2 separate regions of the Homo sapiens genome follow, and region 2 is linked to region 1. The links are chromatin loops, found by intact Hi-C in ENCODE. Cell type or tissue: endothelial cell of umbilical vein. All regions are shown on one strand. Links, peaks and the distances in the headings refer to the core of each region. The heading gives the core; the rest is flanking DNA. Region 1 overlaps MIR100HG (mir-100-let-7a-2-mir-125b-1 cluster host gene). Region 2 overlaps MIR100HG (mir-100-let-7a-2-mir-125b-1 cluster host gene).

Region 1 (8,342 bases), core at 157-8,156:
GAAGTAACACCCATTTCACTCAGATTAATGCCAAAGTCTTCTATCAGTAACCTGCAAAGCCTCATGGGGCCTCACCCTTGCCTCTCTGTTATCTCTCTGACCTATAATGCATTCCCTTCCATCTCTTTGAATCAGCCATGCTGGCTTCTTTGCTGTTCATTAAATGCGCCAGGCAGTCTCCTGCCACTGGGCCTTTGCACAGGCTGTTCTCTCTGCCAGTGATACTCTTCCCTGGATATATACTTACAGTCTCACCTGCCTCAGATATTTGCTCAATTGACACTCCTATTTAAAATTGCAACTGTGCACATGGTCCTCCTCTGCCAGTGCCCCACCCCAGTCTTAAACCTAATCACTCTGCTTTATTTTCATCTTTTCCATAGCATTTACTATGAAGAATATAATATATTGGCTGATGTACTGTTTACTGTCTGTCTCCCTGTGCTAGAATGTAGATTCTGCAAGGGTAGGGATTGGTGTCTGTCTTGGTCATGTCTTTTTTTAAGTCCCTAGAATAGTGCTTAGCATAGGAAGTCACACAATGGGTGTTGAACTGAATTGAATAAAATGAGCTTCCAGGAAAAGAACCAGAATTGATAACATTGTACCTATATGAAATAAGAACTTGACTTAAAAGAACTTGATAGAGAATTACTGTCTACTGACTGATTAAATCACAAAGCAAGAGGGTAGAATACCTGAATACACGGCCTGTTTGTTGGAAAAGAGATGACAACCTGGAATGACCACCTGAAAGAAAATGAAAACATATCTCCTCTCCCTTTTTTTAAAAGATTCTGGCAATATATTTTCAGATGACTCCAGAAGGAGCTTGGAACAGACCACAATAATATGTCCTACAAAGTCATGAAGGAGCTGAGCTTAAAACTTAACCTAAAAAAAAAATCTGTTTCTCTATATCTAGGGTTCATTGTAGTTCTATACAGACACTCTGACCCATAGATGTCTGCCTGTGGCTTGTGCTATTGATGGCTTATCTACGTCCTATTTCATTAAATCAGTCTCAGAAAAGAGCAGCAGTCCCACGGAATGTTTATTTTCACCAGGCTTGGCAATCTTAAGGAAAATCAAGTAGCACAGTGTTCTCAAGGTATAGTCCCCGTCCTGTGGCATTAGCACCACCTAGAAACTTGTGATAATTGCAAGTTCTTGGGATCCACCCCACCCCCAAATTAGAATTTACAAAATCAGAAGAAATTTTAAGGGTAGTACCCAGCCATCTGTGATTTAACAAGTCCTCCAGATGACTCTGATGCCCATTCAGGTTTGAGAGCCATTGAGGAAGCAGAATTGTTCATTTACAAGTTTACAATGACTTTCTTAGCAAGGCAATCTTAGAATACAGACTTCCTCCACTGATTAATGCAATAAATTTGCTCTGTTATCCAACACCCAACAATGACTCAACAGACTTCTCTTTTGCACTAACCTTTGCGAAATACTCTTTCTGGGCATTCTGCCTCAGATTAATGAGAAAGTGGTAGACTGCTCACATATTCCAGAAGCCTGAATTAACTGATTTCATAATGCTCTGAGCTGCTTGGCTCCAGGTTCTTCCTGTTAAGATTTATGAACCCAGACTGTAACACCATTTCTCAACATATCTTCAAGTTGATGATTTCATTTCAATAGTAAAGTTGACCATAATGGAAAGTGAATTAAAGGAAATCAAACAAACAGATATCGAGGGTTGTGTGAATTTGTCAAAAATGACTTACTAATTAAAAATATTAATTCACAAGTAGGTCACCAAGAGCCCCTTTGCTTTGATTATTCATGTAAAGCCCGTTAGTCTGTAAATTATTCACTTAAAAACTAGAACTCCATCTAGTCTATGAAGTCTAAAACAAATATTCCTTAAGGTCAAATTTCCTAGGACTCTCACATTCCCATTAAAGGTAGACAGAGATCCCATTTAACCGATGACAAAACAGAAGCTCAGAGTCTTAGCTAAGGCCACATCATTATGGACAAAGTCACAAGGCTCAGATTTCTTGAATTTTCTTATAGATGTCAATTCAATTGTAATTAATAATGTATTAAGTACCTGCTCTGTGCCAGACCCTGGATTAGGGGATGGGGCTACATAAGTTTCTTTTCTTTTCTTTTTTCTTTTTTTTTTTTTTTGAGACAGAGTCTTGCTCTGTCACCCAGGCTGGAAGGCAGTGGTGCAATCTCAGCTCACTGCAACTCCGCCTCCCAGGTTCAAGCGATTCCCCCGCCTCAGCCTCCTAAGTAGCTGGGATTACAGGCATGCACCACCATGCTGGGCTTTTTTTTTTTTTTTTTAGTAGAAACAGGGTTTCACCATGTTGGTTGGGCTGGTCTTGAACTCCTGACCTCAAGCAATCCACCCACCTTGGCTTCTCAAAGTGCTGGGATTACAGGCGTGAGTCACGGCGCTCGGCATAAATTTCTGACATAGTCCCTGCCTTTAAGGAGTTCAATGCAAGAGACCCTGTCTCCCTGATTATTTAATATCTTTCTTTGGCTGACTTCGAACTCCAGTGAAGTAATGAAAGGAATAGTAATGATTGTTGATTTTTACATTGAAGAAATCTTGTGACAGAAAGAATTTCACCAGGAGGAGAATCAAGGTCCTCACACTGACCACGCACTATTTAATCAAGGCACCAAGATGTCCTATATCTTGGTGTTGAAGAGATTAAAAGTGCCCTATTGTGGGCTATTAATATTTCATACCATAACACAATGTAGAGATACCATGTGAAAAAATGATGAGCTTGTAGAAAAGGCAGTGAGAATTGGAGCTCAAGCTCAGAGAAGAATAAAAGCTAAGTATGAACAAGTCACATTTTACAATTTAAAAATAACATGATGTTCAGATATATTCCCAAAACAAAGACATAGTAGAACTGGTCTGCACTCTTGTTATTCTCTTCATTATATGAGTACAAGGTTGAGTTTGGGAGGTCTACATTTTTCAAAACACTAGCACCACCACTTTAGCAAATGTTCAGGTTAAGGCAATAAACTTGTGTGGCTGGGAACTGGAGACCAAGTTCTGGTCTCCACTGTAAAACTTACTGACTTTATAACCAAAGGTAAGGTTATTTTGGGTGGTGGAAAAGGTGAAAATAAGACAACTGCAGACAGGACTTTTTAAGGAAATTGAAGTTTTCCATAAAGCATTAAAAGCTATAGAAATATAAGGTCATATTTATTCAGTCACCATTTTAAGCACCTATAATATACTCTGAGTAGCACCAAGTCCTGGGGATACCCAAGTGCATATACTGTCATCACGTGGCATCCATGAAGAATTGGTTCCAGGATCCCCTGCCAATACCAAAATCTGCAGATGCTCAAGTCCTTTATATAAAATGTCTAGTATTTGCATGTAACCTATGCACATCCTCCTGTATACTTTAAATCATCTCTAGATTACATATGATATCTAATAAAATGTAAATACTATGTGAATAATTGTTATATTTTATTGTTTAGGGAATTACAAGAAAATAATCTGTAGGTGTGCAGTACAGACACAACAATCCTTTTTTTTTCCAAATGTTTTTGATCCAGAGTTAATTGAATCCCCAGATGTGAAATCCATGGATGTGAAGGACCAATGGTAACAAACCATTGGTGTTTTTTATTCATTACTAGAATAGCTGGGAAACATCCTTAGAACATCAGTCCAAAGTGACTTGAAGTGTAAAAAAATTGGATATAAGAGAGCTTTTAAAGAGAGTTAAGTTTCCTTCATTAGAAAAAAAAAAACTAGGGAAGGTAGGCCTAATAACTTTAAAAAATTCATGGCGTCATTTTAAGAAGAGCTTAGGTCAGCCAGTATGAAAACAAAGAAAAAGAAAAGTTAGCCTCAAGTCATAGAGGAAAAAAAAAAAAAAAGATTTGGAAAGAGATTAGGGAGACTGATTTTTCTGGAACACTAGAGCTAGTTATTGGGGGAAAAAAAACCCCGTGGAATTGCTCTGCTGGAAGCATTTGGAAAGTAATTAGCTAATTCTCTTTCTCAATGTGTTTAAAGATAAGACTAAAAGTGGGTGCTAGAATACTCCTTTTCTTGAAGCTCCGCTTCTAGAACTCTGAATGGCAATGAGGTGGATTAAAAGTCTATTCTCTTCTCCCTCCCTTATTTGGCTGGCATGTCTAATTCCAGAATTGGAAACTCATAGACATTGCTATGAAATGTATCATAGATCATGACTCACTATGAAAAGGACAAGTGTGCAAGTTGCCTTACCAGTGAAAAATCCTCTGCCTGCCCTCTTTCTTCCTGAGACAAGACTTCAGTTCTTTCTCTCTGATTCATATCCTGAGGAAATCAACATGATAAAAAATGGCTGCGTTCAATTAAAAAATGTCTCCAACCCACACTTTAAAAACATAAGCTCTTTTCAATCCAGATATGGATTATCTTCCTGAGAAAGTCTTTTCCTTCAGAAGAATTTTGTGCCATTTAAGATAGGCAAAACAGGCAGAATGCCATTCCTGCAATGAAAGTTACGCATTTAGCCAACAGATTTGCAAAGTGCATCTGCCATGGCAATGGATTTAAAGATGGGAATTAGTAGGAGAAAGAACTATGGTTTATTTGAGCCCACCAGCATCAGGTATTCTAGGTACTCTTCAACAGCAGCAGTTAACATTAATTGAATGCTTGCTAGGTATCAGGTACCATTCTAAGTTTTCCTTGCATTATTTCATTTAATCCAAACAAGTTCATGACATAAATCCTATTATGGATCCTAACTCACAGATGAGGAAAATGAGGCTCATCAGAGGTTAACCAATTTTTTCAATATGAGGTAGCAAGTAGCAGAGAGGGCTTTCAAATCAGAACTGTCTGACATCAGAACTTAAACTTCTAACTATTCCTCATACAGTCTTTTAGGAAAAGGTAGATACAAGATCTCCATTGTGGATATGAGAAAATGGAAACTCAGAGAAGAAGAGTAGCTTGATTAAGAGCACAAAGATTACTGATGTTTTTGGCCTAGGATTTGAGCTCAGGTCAGGAGGACTCCAATGTTCACGTTCCAGTCATATCGATAGAAAACCTAGGAGATGAGTAGATGTCCTGACATTCATTCCACGTAGATTATTTTTAATTCAAATAAGCAAATGCCCACTATGTATAAAACTCTGTACAAGTCTTACTGCATGTAAGACTTTGAAGATAGTATGAAAAAATTAAATATATTGTACCTGCCTCCAATGAACTTTAAATTCTAGTTGACAGAGAAAACACACAGATGAATAAACTAAGATCAGTTGCAAAGTATTGTGACACCATAGGTAAAATAATATCCTACGCATTAAATAGATTCAGAAGAAATGCTGGGAGAAGCAGTGATTAGAGAAGAAAATTGATCAAGAAAAGCTTCCTTGGAGAGGTATAAAATGATATGTATGATGAATAGAGTTGATCCCATTGCCTGACTCCCTGTCTATTTTTGTGGGTAGAAAAAAAAAGATACTTTGGAGAACCTATATGGAGAGAAAATATGATCTTAGCACCTATGGGAAACGTCCTATGAAAGATACGGCTCACAATTACAGAGCCATGGAAAGGTTGAAGGACAGGGAAGGATTTCTCTGTGATTACAGTTAAAACTACTAGTGATTACTCTTTCTCTTGGCTAGTAGTTTTCCATAGGGTCCCATCAAATATAAACTATAATAGTTACAGATCAAATCTACACTCATTCTTTATGAAAAAAAGGCAAACAGCCAGAAGAGAGGGAGAGGAAAAGTTCATTTCAGCATTTTCAAGGGATTTTCCATGAGATCTAGCCAGTAATAGAAGAGAAAAAAATTTTTTCTGAATAAGGAATGGGCTCGAATGCTGATTGCTTATTTCACCTCCCACCTCCCCGGCAAACCCCCAATTTAATAAATAATTGGCTATTAAAAAGAACCTTTGGATGGTAAGCATGTATTCCTCAGTTATAAGATTTATCCAAGCTACGTTCAACTTTTTTTCAGTCTAAAGCATGGACTTCAGCCTTCAAGAGGACTATTTACTGAGACTTCTGTAAGAACATTATCTTCTTATAAACTAGAAGCAAGAAGTATTCAAGGTGTTAATGAGTATTACTAAATAAAACAGTTCTAAAGTCAAATCACTGGGAAAGCAAATGTTTTACTTTATTGTATTATTTTTATTTTACAGCCTTAACTATGCTGATGTACATTTTGAATGTCCAGTGGGGACATATTCAGGATTTCTTAAACTTGTTTGACCTTAGAATACCTCCTTATTTTGTAGAATTTGTATTGATATCTCATAGACTTCATATTCCAAGAAAAGAGTCATGCTCTCTTTCCTTACATAAGTTTTAGAAAGGTAGCTCTTAGAACAGTTAGGTCCAGGTGGATGCAGTAATGGATGGAGAAAGAGGACTACCAACTGGCCATAACTTCAAGCCCATAGCTGGGAGTGATGGGCCTCCACTTTCAGCTTCCTTGAATTCATCATTAAGCAAGAGTGAGTGACAAATCTCTAATGTTTCTTTTGATGCTTTTCAGGGCCACGTTCACAGCCACATGGAAAAGCACTGGCGTCACTCTCCTCTATAATGATCAGCTCAGTGTTGGTATCAGTGGGAACGAGGGAGACAAAGCAGGGGTTTCTTCCCACAAGATGGCCAAGGGCTGTCTAGAACTGATGGAGCACGTGGAGTGAAGGATCATTTACACTGCATGCCTGAACACACTGTGTCAATTACATTTTAGTATTTCACCCATAGTCTTTGAAAAGCACTCAAAAGAGTTCAGATTCTTTTAGTGGGTCGTTCTGTATCTGTTAGATGTTCCTTGCCCTTGCCTACATCTGACCAGAGTATAAGACTAATGAAATCAAACTTCTCTAAAGGCCACTTGTATGAGTGTGACTTTAAAATGCTGCCATTGCTTATGGTCATTTAAAGAGGAGGAAATGGAGACAGTGAAGAGAAAGTTGCACCACTTAGAGTTCTATTTTGAGACAGAAATCCTCAAGTAAAACTTCTGTCTACAGGAATGCAGTTTTCTTAGGAGAGAGTTTACTTCTAAATTAGCACACCTGAACTACTTAATTCCTAACACATCACACGTACCGCTGAATCAGACGGCCTACCCTGAAGGGCTGTTTTTCTGCCCTATCCTAAGAGTCAGAAATGTGTAAAAAGACACAGTCAACTCATTAACACATTTGCATTTTTCAATAGCATTAACCAAGATTTTTATAAAAAGTATATGTATAAATATGTAAAATTAACATATTTTTAATGTAAATATTGTATCATTGCATGTAAGTATACTTATGCTTCTTTTTATATCATCCAAATATCTTTATCAATGAAGAATTCTCTATTTTACAGGTAAACAGTTTTAATGAACAAACTAATGTTTGTGTAGTGCTTTACAGTTTACAAGTCTTATTTTATCTTCAATACAACTCTGAGAGTTGAATCTTAGTGTCTTCATTTCATGATGTAGAAATTAAAGATTGAGAAAATATCACCAGGCTAGTAATTGGCAGAGTGAGACTGAAACCCAGACTTTTTTTTATCTCAGATTTAGCACTGTCATTTCTCAAGGAGTGAGTCAGAACCCACATTTTCTGAGAGATTTCCAGAATAAGTGCATGGTGATCCGTTCTATACTCGTAGTTCATTGTACTGCAAAATTAGTACTTGATTGGAAACTGTCTTATTGTCCAACTACTTCATGTGTCTCTGTCTTATCTATCACACCCAAACATAAGCCTTTTATTATGTTGCTCTTTGGGGCATCCCCTGACTTCCTCATGTGCTGTTCTTACTGCAGAGAATGCTCTCTCCTTTCAGACCCCACACAACAAGGCTCAATCATATTCAACAGGACTCAGGCTAGGGGTGGTGCCTTTCCCTTCTTGGAAACTCTTGCTGGCATTCTCAACCGTCATCCTTGCTCCAGGAAGGAGACTCTCCTATATGCTCCTATAGCATCCAGAGCTGACATCTGTAATGGATTCATCCCACTGTCTTGCACTGCCAGTGTCTATTTATCATGCATTTCCCACATGACCTTCACCACCTTGAGAACAGGAATCTTATGTTACTTCTCTTTGAATCCTCAGAACCTACCACATAGTAGGCTATTAATAACTGATAAATAAATAATTGAATAAATAAAGTAACATAAAACCAATTAAGGCAGTTAGTTAATGTCTTTGAGGAGTTCTCAGGCTCATGGGAAGAAGAATCTGTAAAGAGAACAGGACAAGCAACACAGCAAGGTGTACTTCCCCAGTACACAGATGGATTCAGGTGCCTTGGGGGCATACACAAGAAGGGACAGTGCTGCCCTGC
Region 2 (8,342 bases), core at 37-8,036, 49 kb before region 1:
TTGAAGTATTACCTGATGGGGAAAACCTAAAATGCTTGTACAACATAGAGGGTAAAAAAGAGTTCTTAAAAAACTTGTCTTTGAGGGTGGGAGTGGGGGTGAAAGATAATAGACTACACATTGGGTACAGTGTACACTGCTCAGGTGACAGGTGCACCAGGATCTCAGAAATCACCACTAAAGAACTTATCCTTGTAACCAAAAACCACCTGTTCCCCCAAAACTATCGAAATTTTTTAAAAGAGTTGTCTTTGCTAACAGTCCTGGGGAAGCAATTTTTTATTAAAATATTGACATTCCTCCCAATGCTTCATTTGTCTAGATAAATGTAGCCCATGGCACAAAAATACGTTCTTAGGCTGGGCACAGTGGCTCATGCCTGTAATCCCAGCACTTTGGGAGGCCAAGGCAGACGGATCACTTGAGGTCAAGAGTTCGAGACCAGCCTGGCCAAAATGGTGGAACTCCATTTCTACTAAAAATATAAAAAATTAACTAGGCGTGGTGGTGGGCGCCTGTAGTCCCAGCTACTCAGGAAGCTGAGGCAACAGAATTGCTTGAACCTGGGGGCGGAGGTTGCAGTGAGCCAAGATCGTGCCACTGCACTGGGCAAAAGAACAAGAGTCTGTCTCAAAACAAACAAACAACACCAAAAGTACATTCTTAATAAAGTAGAAATGCACGGTGATTATGCTTTACTTATCATGCTGGCATTTTTCTAGCAATTTTTATTTTTCTATCATTCCCAACATTTTTAATTTTCCATGTATCTGGGATAGAATGTGGAATTAAAATAAAAATTAAAACAAATCTCTGTCTAAGAGCTTTCTTGAAGTATGACAAAGGTTTAGGGACAAGCCGTTTGTAATTCGCTGATGGCAGGAAAACTAATTCACTACTGGAGAATTCTGACATCTAAAATCTACATACTGATATGCTGGAGGGGAATGAGAGAGAATGTCTATGATTTTAATTTACTTAACCTATTTAGAAAAAAAAAAGTCATTTGAGTCATCCTGGCTCACTTTCTTTAGCATTAGTCAGATTGCATTTCCTTAAGCCTGCGAGTGTGTTTCTATGTAAATAAACTATGTAGTTCACTTGGGGATAAAAGTCACAGTATTTAGAGATTATAAAGACCTATTAGATCATCCGGTCTGGCCCACAAGAGATAATCCCTAGATAGGGAACATAACTGTTGATCTTTGCCAAGAAGCCAAGAAGAAACAGTTGGTAAAAATATTTTCCATACTTTTTTTTTTTTCATTTTAACTTATCTAATAGTGCTTCAGTCACTTCCCAAGTGGACTAGTAAAATGATCATGAAACAGTTCAGCTTATCAGGGAGATGCAAAGTTTAACTTATCTGAATTGACAATGGTCCACCCTCCTCCATTTGTTAAAGAAATGCTCTTGTTTGCAAAATGTGAACAGTGAAGAATCTGCTCTTTGAACTAGCCAGGCAGTTTCCTTTCAGTTAAGAAAGTCAAAAGGCAAGTTGTACCTCACTGGTTTTCTTAACCTACTTTCACTAATTTCAGAGAAATTAGATATTAAAACAGGAATCTGTACAGAGTAGAAAATGAATGATACATTTACAATTTACTGCTTTACAAACCAAAGTATTTTCCATCTTTATTTTCTATATTACATAAAATATGAAATATTATTGAAACTTGAAGTATACAGAAGTTTGGCATTAGGGTAAAAGTCAAAGTGACTCGGCAATATGAACCTTAAGAAATAAGAATTTGCTTAAGAATTTCCAGAGTCAGTATGATAGTTGTATCATGAGAGATTATATTCCATTAGAAATGCTGTTAAAAAAACATAATGTGGCCCTTGACTTCTTAAAGTCTACATCCTAAAGGCCGGGTACGGTGGCTCACGCCTGTAATCCCAGCACTGTGGGAGGCCAAGGCAAGCAGATCACCTGAGGTCAGGAGTTCGAGACCAGCTGGGCCAACACGGCAAAAACCCATCTCTACTAAAAATACAAAAATTAGCTGGGCGTGGTGGCAGGTGCCTGTAATCCCAGCTACTTGGGAGACTGAGGCGGGAGAATTGCTTGAACCCGGGAGGTGGAGGTTGCAGTGAGCTGAGATTGCACCATTGCACTCCAGCCTGGGCTACAAGAGGAACACTCCGTCGCAAAATAAATAAATAAATAGTAAAGACACCTATTCTGGTCACTGTGTCATTTATTCCCTAGTTCTTAAATCCTGCTTTGATCACCCTACGTGTTTTCCCTACTGAGATTATATTCAGAAAATTGTCAATATTCCTGAAGAGGTGAAAGTCACACACACGTACAGAAATAGGAAAAACTAACGAATAGTAGGGGATGAGCTGGTAACGTTAAATTAAAAGTTAGAAAAACTGGATCTAAACATTTAAAGCAGAATTATTTCTTATCAGCTAAACACAAATCAACCTAACCCAGGAAGGAAATTTTCTATTTTTATTCAGTTAGAATTTCCAGAGTCGGTATGATAGTTGTATCATGAGAGATTATATTCCATTAGAAATGCTGTTAAAAAAAATAGTGTGGCCCTTGACTTCTTAAAGTCTACATCCTAAGTCAAGAGCTTATATTTATTTAAGCCTATAACAAATTTGAGGATTTCAGAACTCAGTGAGACTCTCCATGTGCACTGAGCATGCACTGTGAGCTAAGCCCTTTGCCAGGTTTTGCAAGAAATCATAAAGGCAGTATTAGATATGGTCTCTGCCCTTCCAGAGCTTACAGTATGAGAGGGAAGATAAATATCTACTCCTCCGACCCTCATCTCCCACACATGATGAAAAGTGAGTGACTAACTTCTGCTATCTCATTTACATTGACCTCAGATGGTGAATCAGAGTCTAGACAAGAAAATCACACATGTACATGGGGAAACTGAGGAAAGTTTAATGAAAGGATAATTTGTAAAGATTGGACAGAGTTAAGAGGGACCAAGAAGAGATGGTGAAGTGTCCCAGGACTAACAATAGCAGGAAGTCCTTACACCCAAAGGCCTGAAAGAGCAAGAAGAGGGAGTAGTTATCAGAGGCCAGAGAGAGAGCTGAAACTGCAAGAGATGGCCTCTCTCAGGAAGGAATAAAGCTAGGTCCTCTCTGTAGCCTACAGGAAGTGAGTCAGGGGCATTTAGTACCCTAACCTCTGTCTTCAGTACCCTAACCTCTCTCTTCACTTTCTCTCTAATCTCTCCCTGTTGACTTACTTGGGCCAAACACACTCAGAAGCCGGTGGGCAAAAGAGACTGTTGAGGCAATGCATGAAGGTGCGCCTCTGAGAGCGTAGAGCTAGATAGAAAACGGTAGAGAAAAGATCTGGCAAGGCAGGCAATGGCCAACAGAGCTGGATGAATTTAGAGCCACCCAAGCTTACAGGATAAATATATGCTATATCCAGAAGTAAACATTTGGATAGATCGGTTAAGAGTAATGCTTTATTTGCAACAGAACATTTTGGCACTTTCCCATTAGATAAGATCAGTCAATGTTAACATAAGCTTCCAACTTAAGCCACAGAACATAAATGGTGAACTCTAGTTTAACCAATATTCTGCCAAGTGAGGTCTATAATTTGTACTTTTATGTGTCAACTAATTATACAAGATAAATTTGGTTTTATAACACTGACCTTGAAGCATACAGGATTCAGAATAACTTATAAATCTTAGGAGATGTTAAATTGTATTTAAAACAGTTTTTTGTTGTTGTTGTTTTGTTTTTGTTTTTGAGATGGAGTTTTGCTCTTGTCACCCAGGCTGGAGTGCAATGGCATGATCTCGGCTCACTGCAACCTCCGCCTCCCAGGTTCAAGTGATTCTCCTGCCTCAGCCTCCGAAGTTTCAGTAGCTGGGATTACAGGTGCCCGCCACCACGCCTGGCTAATTTTTGTATTTTTAGTAGAGACGGGGTTTCACCATGTTGGCCAGGCTGGTCTCAAACTCCTGACCTCAGGTGATCCACCCACCTCAGCCTCCCAAAGTGCTGGGGTTACAGGCGTGAGCCACCGTGCCCAGCCAAAAGTTTTAGTTTTAAGCAGAATATATTCTTTATTTTAAAAACTGGTCATTTGTATATCTCATACATGGCAATTCTATTAAAAACTATATTGATTAACCAGAAAACTCTGCTTCTTGGTCATGGCAAATAATAAAAAGTTTACTTTCCATAAATTCATTTTGCACCTTTCTCTTCAGTCTTTGGGGGATATACTATCCTTTAATTATGCTTCATTCAATATGTGTTTTGCAGATTGGTTCCAGTATATCAGTAGCACTTCGTTACTCAATAATAAAAAGCTACAAATAGATTAAAAGACTCTCAAGCCCCTCGAGGATTTAGAACACACACCACGAATGTTCCATTTATGCTTTGAAGTTGCTTATTGGCAGCTGAGCAGGAGCAGTATGTTGCTCTAACACTGCAGGCTCACCATGGAGCATCATGCATCCCAATTTGGAATTCAAGTTATGACTTGAATCCTATACATTTTATTCAAATATAAAAATGGCAACCACAGAACACTTGAGGCCTTATTCATCAAACAGAATTCATCACTGAGTCATTCTGGAATTGCTGTCTTTCTTTCCTGGACTTGATGAACTTTGATACATGAAATTTGGCTGCCCTTGGTACAATTCAATCAACAATTAGAGCACTAGAATTGCAGTGATCAGCCTGGTTTGGAAACATGTCTAAAAGTTTTTGATTCAATGTAAAAGCTGAATGTGTGTCCCACTCCTCTTTCCCCACTCCCCTCATCAAAGCCCTCACAGTCATATGACAGCAGGACTTAGCAGTAATAAATAATGTATATCCCTCAAATGTTTCAAAGACTATATATAATATAAAAAGTGATAATTATTTGTGGGATCCGAACTGTGCAGATAACCCTGAAAATGGATTCCTGACCCAGAATTTTTTTTTTTAATCACAGCGAGAAAAGTCTTTAGCACTTGAAGAAATGGGACATCTTAATTTTAGCTTCTGATCACAGTTTATAAACTATAAAACAAATTTCTTTTTAAAGTCTTATAGGAACAAGAAGTGATCTTGACTAAGATTCCCCTGAGATAGCCTCGCAAGTGAACAGATAATAAGATCACAAAAATGTGTTTGCCTGTGATCTTTAGATGGCCACACACAGCACACAGTCTACTTTCAGGTAATTTTCAAGTAAAAATCTCAGTGTAATCATAATGTATTGATTTGTTTTGCCTTGGTTCCTTTTCACAAATATATTGATCCACATTCCTTCTACCTGAAGCACTCAGAAGAGAAAGGCAAGATGCACAAAGTAGGATAAGTCAGAAAGAGGTGGCTATGTTATCAAACATTTATTTGGATCACATTTTAGGAAATACCCCATAAAGTCTCTACTGTGCTTATTCAAAGAGTCCTCTTTCCCTGAATTTGTATCTTGAGAAGTTAAGTCTCATTTTCCCCTGCCAGAACTGGAACGATTTATTAAAGCAACAGAAAGAAAATGAAAAAGACAGAATCCATCTTCTAGACAAGGCTCAAGCCATATTAAACATGACGCTACGTGAATTTCTCCCCTCCTCCACCCTCCTTAATGCACCATATAGAGAGGCTCTCATGCTGTAAAGATGTCATATATACTTTCTCTTCACTCAAAGCTTCCTGAATAAAGAGAGATCTATTTGTCTCCATGGTGTTTTCGCCATTAACAGTATCAGAGCTGCAGGAACACAATGGGAGATGTGTTTTCCGTTAACCTCTTGACTCAGAGATGTCCTGATGCTAAACGTTATTGCATTTTGCATTAGCACAGAACAGTGGGAGTTCTGTGACTGATGTAAAAGGGTTGAGAAGGGCCACAGAAGCTCTCATGTGCTCCATACTGCAGTTGGCGGTGGAGCACGAAGCACATAATTTTTGTTCAGAAAGAGCACAAACGGGAACCAGGGAAGGAGGTGGTGAATCTGACACAGTCCCTCCTGTTCACCACTGAGATAATCTACACTGTAAAATGATATTCAGTGTCTGATCATAGACATTAACTTGGCAGAAACTAATTTACTTTTCTTTATTACCTTAGCCATCAGCAAACCACGGAACGAACAAGGGGATTAATATTTACTTTCTTCTCAGGCTACTTTTTCCATTGCCTTAATATGGCCTTCAGCGTTAGTAGTTTGATGTGGCAACCATTACTGAAAATGTTCCTTACTATTCTGCTCATGTCCCTTTGACAGTGCAGAGATAGAATTGGGGAAATACCCTTCCACGCTATAAGACAAGGAGGATATGTAGTCTAAGAAGTAAGAGTCGTCTGGGCGCGGTGGCTCATGCCTGTAATCCCAGCATTTTGGGAGGCCGAGGCGGGCGGATCAGGAGGTCAGGAGATTGAGACCATCCTGGCTAACACGGTGAAACCCCGTCTCTACTAAAAATACCAAAAATTAGCCGGGCATGGTGGCGGGCACCTGTAGTCCCAGCTACTCGGGAGACTGAGGCAGGAGAATGGCGCGAACCCGGGAGGCGAAGCTTGCAGTGAGCTGAGATCGCGTCGCTACACTCCAGCCTTGGACGACAGAGTGAGACTCCGTCTCAGAAAAAAAGAAAAAGAAAAAGAAAAAAAGAAGTAAGAGTCTACTCATGAAATCAAAGATTACTGAGTGACAATCCCAGAATTGCAGAATATTCATTATGGGTACCACAGAAACTATTGCGTTTCATTCCACGAGTTTACATATTTGAAGAGTGGAGGTCATAATGTTTAAATGATTTGACTATGGCAGAACCAGGTTGGGTACCAGCACTCATGTACTCATGTCCCCAGGTGAATTCTCTTTACATGCACGAGTCAAGCATGCTTCTGTTGAATGAATGACCATTGTACTAGGAAGATCTATAGGACCTTGCTCAATGTCACAATATCCCTATTTCTAAAATGTAACTTTTTTGTGTGCTGCATCAAAGGGTTCTGTATTAGTGAAGGGAACTAAAATATATTAAAAATATAGGCTGTGTGACCTACAATTAAAGGGGGAAACTTGATGTATTTATGTAAAGATGGGAAGCCATCCTCAGATTTCTTACCCTCAGCTTAAGTACTTGGACTTCTGGAGTAAAGAAGCATTTGATTATGTAAAACTTTGCTACCCTAGAGTGTGTTCCATGTATTAACAGCAGCATCTGCCCTGAAGGATTGGTTAGAAAGAATAGCAGTGGCCTACGTTGTTATTCTATTTGTAGTTGGAACTTATATTAAATATTTAGGAAATATATATTGCTTGAATTAAGAAAAACTTGGTTTACTCCTTTTTCCTAAGATCTTCATAAAGCTCAGAGAAGACAATATGCCAAAGTCAACTTAGAGAGAAGGCTACTGTTTGTCCTCACAAGACTGTCTTTAGAAGTAAATACATTTCTGGTATAAGAAGGGGGCTGCTTGCACTGTTACATGCTAGCTTTAGTATCTCTATTAATAAGCCAATTAGGAAAGAATCTTATGCCTGCTAATTAAGGAGCACAGATGATCCATCTTCAATAAAGTTTATAAACTCACTATTCTAAATGACCAGTCCCCTTAAATTGGGTCAGCAAAACATTCTTTGCTGGATGAAGAAGGTCAAGATGCCAGCAGTGTTTCTACGTTTTGAAGCTCATCAGTGAACTAGGAAAATAGCTGGATTAACAGATTCTGAAAAATTAAAATAACATATGTACCACCCATAGAGATATAATTTCTTGATAAATATGTAAAAGTGTATCCCACTACAAGTTTCTTTTCCTTCCTTTTTTTTTTTTTTTTTTGAGACAGAGTCTTGCTCTGTCACCCAGACTGGAGTGCAGTGGCACGATCTCAGCTCGCTGCAACCTCCGCCTCCTGGGTTCAAGCGATTCTCCTGCCTCAGCCTCCCGAGTAGCTGGGACTACAGGTGCATGCCACCATGTCTGGCTAACTTTTGTATTTTTTAGTAGAGATGGGATTTCACCATGATGGCCAGGCTGGTCTTGAACTCCTGACCTCAAGTGGTCCACCCTGTCTTGGCCTCCTCTTTTCCTTCTTAAACCCTGAGATTAATTCCTAGAAGATACTATGGCCATTTGTCTAAATGATGTATTTGGGATTTATGGGGTTAAAAATGACTGTCCATTACATAAAATTCAGTGAAGAGTTTCCCTGAGGAAATAGAACACATACTCACCAAAGATGAAGACAAGGGATACATTATTTTGGAAAATACTTTACCCATCCACTACTGCTGAAATTCACACTAAGATGGTATCTAAAGTGGCTTCCAACATTATCTATTTTCCTTGCATTCTCAAACTCTTTGTCCCACCATGAGCTATTG

Evidence for each region. Peaks named below come from ENCODE experiments on the same cell type or tissue, not always from the same donor. Only the 100,000 strongest peaks of a DNase experiment are listed, where the experiment ranks them.
Region 2: a loop joins it to region 1, with 4 times the contacts of the local background. A loop is called at or near these places in 9 of 110 quality-filtered maps.

Annotation. Positions count from the first base shown.
Region 1 is chr11:122,185,205-122,193,546 of GRCh38, forward strand. The region is part of intron 2 of MIR100HG (mir-100-let-7a-2-mir-125b-1 cluster host gene); the gene reads right to left. Among named protein-coding and RNA genes, the nearest start is that of MIR100, 37 kb to the left of the region's middle. In endothelial cell of umbilical vein, for the core only: no CTCF peak of the experiment used is centred there; DNase peaks (open chromatin) are centred at 1,447 and 4,237; H3K27ac peaks cover 5,479 bases.
Region 2 is chr11:122,136,196-122,144,537 of GRCh38, forward strand. All of the region lies in intron 4 of MIR100HG (mir-100-let-7a-2-mir-125b-1 cluster host gene), which reads right to left. Among named protein-coding and RNA genes, the nearest start is that of MIRLET7A2, 6.2 kb to the right of the region's middle. In endothelial cell of umbilical vein, for the core only: no CTCF peak of the experiment used is centred there; DNase peaks (open chromatin) are centred at 1,066, 3,266 and 4,596; H3K27ac peaks cover 3,588 bases.